Regions from separate parts of the Homo sapiens genome. Here region 1 is linked to region 2. A link is a loop called in an ENCODE intact Hi-C map of the cell type or tissue named here. Cell type or tissue: heart right ventricle. All regions are shown on one strand.

Evidence for each region. Hi-C counts contacts between places; a loop is a spot of excess contacts. Peaks named below come from ENCODE experiments on the same cell type or tissue, not always from the same donor. Only the 100,000 strongest peaks of a DNase experiment are listed, where the experiment ranks them.
Region 1: a loop joins it to region 2, with 4 times the contacts of the local background. A loop is called at or near these places in 15 of 110 quality-filtered maps.

The regions. Positions count from the first base shown.
Region 1 is chr4:84,671,293-84,673,792 of GRCh38, reverse strand. It overlaps WDFY3 (WD repeat and FYVE domain containing 3), which reads left to right. Exons shown (of 68, transcript NM_014991.6): 68 at 802-2,500. The coding sequence ends at 925. Among named protein-coding and RNA genes, the nearest start is that of CDS1, 89 kb to the right of the region's middle. In heart right ventricle, no CTCF peak of the experiment used is centred here; no DNase peak of the experiment used is centred here.
Region 2 is chr4:84,581,423-84,583,922 of GRCh38, reverse strand. CDS1 (CDP-diacylglycerol synthase 1) reads right to left here and starts at 796. Exons shown (of 13, transcript NM_001263.4): 1 at 405-796. The coding sequence starts at 521. LOC102723338 (a long non-coding RNA gene) reads left to right here and starts at 1,702. Exons shown (of 8, transcript XR_007058460.1): 1 at 1,702-2,374. RefSeq lists silencers at 840-939, 980-1,189 and an enhancer at 50-1,003. In heart right ventricle, no CTCF peak of the experiment used is centred here; DNase peaks (open chromatin) are centred at 369 and 1,202; H3K4me3 peaks cover 1,765 bases; H3K27me3 peaks cover 1,783 bases.

The sequences.
Region 1 (2,500 bases), 90 kb before region 2:
AAAAATTTTTTTTTTCATTTCCATTTCAATCTTCTGAAAATCCAAGCCTAAAGTGATTTAATACCACATCCTGAGTCACACCTGGCTTTATTCCAGGAATAGGAACTCTGAATACTTCTTAAAGAATTTGAACATCTCTTAAGAATAGTCTCCTTCAAACAGTTCTAGCAAGATAAATAGGAAATGAGGGTGTTGGGACTGGAAAAGGAAAGCCAGTCTAACTGTTTAAGAAATGATTAAAGAGTGGATCAATCAAAATGTTTAAAAGCACAATGGAACTTGATAGTGATCAAACTCATATTTCTTTTGGAAATTAGAAGACTCACTAATGAGTCATTAGTAATTCTCTTGAAAATAGATACTCATTAGTGAGTCTTCTAATTTCCGCTAGTGAGTTTTTCTGATTTCCAAGAGAAATATGTCAAGCTCCAGGTAAAGACATTGACATACCTCCCAAGCTTATAGGCCATGAGAATTAGTCTACACAGGTAGAATGGCCTTACATCACTGTTCAGACACCTTGGCCTCATTGTATAGGAAAATCTTAACTCTGTTTTTTTGTTTTCGTTTTTTTAATTCTTGTCAGTCAAAGAAATAGCTTCCCTGGTTTAATACTGCTTTTCTTCATAGACTGAAACAAATAATACAGCTTTCCTTTTAGTCCTTGTTCAGCCACACAACACAAACCAGTATGGCCTTTGGCATTTTACTGCAAGCTTTCCATTCGATTATTAATGTTTCCGGTGCCCATGATCAAGCATGGAGAAGACCTATAATTAATTGACTTTTCCTTTCCTTTAGGTGCAGTCGCTTTCAATCTGAAATCAAACGCTTGAAAATCTCATCCCCGGTGCGTGTTTGTCAGAACTGTTATTATAACTTACAGCATGAGAGAGGTTCAGAAGATGGGCCTCGAAATTGTTGAAGATTCAACAAGCTGAGTGGAGACCATGGTCTGTAGACCCCTTCCCGATTCTCCTGTCCCAGCTTGGAAGGCATTGAAAACAGTCTCCGTTTACACATCTCTTCATACCACGTGTTTGAAGTGTTAAAATTCAAAGGGATCATTGAATAAAACGGGTGTAGAGTACAGGAATGGGGCAGACGCGATTCAGGTGAACAGCACAAGAAGAATATGAGGTGGTTCCTAGGAGCAACACTTTCGACCTCCAGTTCTCCCTGATGACAGTAGCTGTCTCCAAGAGAAAAATCCTCACTTATTAACTCTCTTTTCTTGCATCTCATTTTTATAGAGCTACTCATCCTTATTTGGAAAAACCAACAACAAAAAAGGCTTTTAGAAAATGGTTGTAAATCTGACTTCTTTGCAAGTAACTATGTATATTGTAAATAGATATAAAAGGCCTTTTTTCTAAATAAGGACTTAACTGCCTGTAACATGAAACTTCAAACTAAACCACTAACTCAATGAACTACTTATGGTTTGTCTGACATCCCTCACTTACCAATTAATTATAAATATGTTTTTTTAAATCCCCAAAGACATTATCTGTGGTCTTTTTTTCCTTTCAAGCTCAGCCTGTGTGCCTGATGTCATTTCTTTCAAGTTGCCCACAGTATCTCCACTTAAACTAGGCTAGTAACCAAAATAATGTGGACCTTCTTTAGGAAACAGTGTGGGAGAATAGGAGTCCAGCCGTAAGATAAACTGGAAATATTTGGGCGTCTTGTACCTGGCTACGCACCACCTCAGTGTTGTTCCTACATAAACAGGGCCCCTTTTAAACTTGTATGTGGACTGCTGTTTGGTCAAAGAATACCTTCTTAGCATTGCAGAAAGGTGGTCAGATGACCAGTGTAGTGCAGGAAACAGCCCTGTCTCAACTAATGGAAATATATTTGCATGTAACCCAAAATTAGCTTATCTTGCATAGAACATAATAAGTATGTGTCTTTGGTGACACTAATGTTCTACTATAGCTTATTTTCAAACAAGGGGTAAAAAAAGGAAAGAAAGAAGTGTACAGAATTAACATATAAACTTTGTTGTAAAACTGAATCATGTCAGAACTGCTTAAAATTAACCTTTACCATTTAATGTCATCTACCTGAAAACAGTGAGATTTATACTGTATCAATGTCTATTTTTTTGTTTTTGCTATGAATATAATTACAGTATTTTAATATTTAGTTATTTAATTTGTTCTACTAGTTGGATACAGAACACACAAATCCAGGGGGATTAAAGCTGGAAGGGGCTAAGAGATTAGTTTACAGAGAAAAGGCTTGGTGGTGGGATTTTTTTAAATGTGTGTTATGTACATATATATATATATATAATATATATTAAAAATGAAACAATTAATCTAGATTTTAACATTTTCAGAAACTTAGTGATAACATTATGAACAATTCTAAAAGCCCTGTGATTTGAAAAATATAGAATCATTAATGGCCCAAGATAGGCCTTCACACCTTCACAGGTGCGAAAGGAAAGGCCTTCACACCCTCACAGAGGCATCATGCAAAGGACAGCGGC
Region 2 (2,500 bases):
CTAGTCCTTACTAACTTTGTTCCCTCTACTGAAAAGAGAGGTGAGGTGGCAGCTACTAACTGCACTGCAGCCCCTAGGAGGACAGGTTCCCTCCTGATTCCAGCGTCGGCCCCAGATCCTGAAGAAGGGACCGGAAGAGGATGAAGCTAAACTGTAAGCCGGGTTGAGTGGCCCATTTCTCCCGGGCAGCGGCCGCGGTCATCCTGGGAACCTCACCGCCACTGGGATCCCGGGTCCCGACCCCCTCTGGAGAAGGAGGAAGCAGTGCCAGGCAGGGAGGAAGGTGCACCGGCAGCGTGCAGCCTCACCTGACGCTGGACGGGCCCCACCCTTGCTCTCAAGTGTCCCGCTTCCAACCAGGACCCAGCCAGGGCGCGGCGTCCGCCTCTCTCGGCTCCACTTACTTTGTCGCTGGTGCTCTCGGTTTCGTGGTCGCCGCCGGCCGCCTCTCCCTCGCGGTGTGGCGGCGACACCGCTTCCCTGGGGCCGGGGCAGCTTCCCCGGTGCCTCAGCTCCAACATCTTCCGCTCCCGCGCTGCCGTGGCGGCCTCCTCAAGCACCCCGAAACCTGAGCTGCAAGCAGGGTTCTGCAGGCGGGGCGCCCCGCCACCTCGCAGCCGCGCCCTGGAGTCCCGCGGAGCCGCAGCCACTAACGCGGCCCCACCATAGAGCGGCCGCCGCGCCGGTCACCTCCAAAACGGCATCAACGAGAGAGCGCTCGAGGCCGCCTGCAGCGAGCGCGGCTCCGGCGGAGGTCCCGGGCAGGCTCCGGGCGCCAGGCGCGAGCAGAGAAGGCGGAGACGCGGCCTCCGGTTGCCAGGTGCGCGTCTCCACGCAGAGGCCCAGGTAGGAGGAGGAGAAGGGGCGGGGAGAAAAGGAGGACGCTTGACCCGCTTTAGCGCGGCTCTGGGCTCCCGCCGCCGCGCAGGCCCCTCCCGCCCCGCCCCCCGGAGCCGGACTCGGAGCCGGCTTGTCCCGGCCCCGCACACTTCTCCCTGCCCGGGCCTCCCGCACCAGGTCTCGCGCCGCAGGCCCCGCCCCTCTGCGCTGCACTGCGGTTCCCACAGCCCCGCCTCCCCGTGAGGTGACGTCAGGAGCCCGGCCCGCGACCCCGCCCCCGCCTCTGCGTGCTGGCAGGTGGGGGCCTGAGAAAAGGTGGGAGCGGTGGGGCGGGAGGAGGCTGAGGAGCTGGGAGGCGGAGGCGGGGCCAGCGCGGGCTGGAAGTGAGCGTTGAGAACTTGCAGGCTAGTCCCTGGGCCGCTGCGAGGGCTGGAGGAGCTACTCAAAGACGCCCGCTAAATGTTAACAGCGCTCAACACTGCTGCTTCAAACGCCTCCCCGGCCTTGTCAGCTTGACACGCGCGGCGGGTCGGAGGCTCACTGGACCAGAAACTTGTCTGGCAGGACGGACTGGTTGGCCCCGCGGCATTCCAGCCCAGTGTCATCACCTTGAAAACAGGAGATGCTTTTGCCTCACTGGGCGTCCAGAGGTGCGTCGGCCAACAATTCCGATCACAACCGCAGCGCCGTCTCCCAGAAACTCAGTACTGAATCTCACAAAGGTCACCACCTAGGATCCCAACACAGTGTGAGATGCTATGGGACGCCGTTGCCCTCCAGCTAGTCTCTGAGCAGTGGTGGACCTTGGGCTGCCAAAGCGGGAACAGGAAGGGCACAAGATCTGCATTAATTCTAGTCTTAATCCTGTTAGAAGGTGATTAGTTTTCTTGACATGTATCCGCCACCCGGTCATTACTGACAAGCTAACAAATGAAAAAAAGAGAGAAACAAAGAGAAAAAAGAAAAAAGGCGGGCCTTCACACAGGACAAGGTTCAGGAGAGCACCCTTATAGAAATAGATCAACTATGTAAATTCCTCAAGGTCTTTACTGACACGGTAAAAGTAAGTAAAGTGTTGAAAATTTACTAACAAATGAGCAAAACCAAAAGTCAAATTAGGATGCATTGAAAAGCAGAACACAAAGACATCATTTTACCTCACCAAACAGATCTTTGAAGCTGTGCGGTTAGTTTGGGTTGCACGTTTTCAAAAGGATGTCGAGAAACCATAATTTGTTCCTTATGGGGTGGATAACTGAAATGACAGAGAAGATTTGAAAATAAGTCCCTACTGAACAGAGAACTATGGGGTGACTACATTAATAAATTGTCCAATTGTTTGGAGGATCGGAAATGAAGGAGTGCTTGATAGTGAAGAAGATAATCAGAATAATGGCTGAAGCCAGTAGTAGGGTTTCCATCTCTGGCTACTACCCTACCCTGCATAAAGGATTAGAAGTGCTCCATTCTAACTCTCTGGAAGTCAAGAAGCCTGAGTTCTAGTGCTGCCAATGCCACTAATTGCATGGCCTTGGTAAGTTATTAACCCTCAGTGTCCTCAGCTGTAAACGGATAGTAAGGATGGCCTCTGTGGTCCCTTTTAGCTCTTAGACGATCAGAATCCAGCCTTTGCTTTCCCCCATGGTCCAAGAAAAGGAGA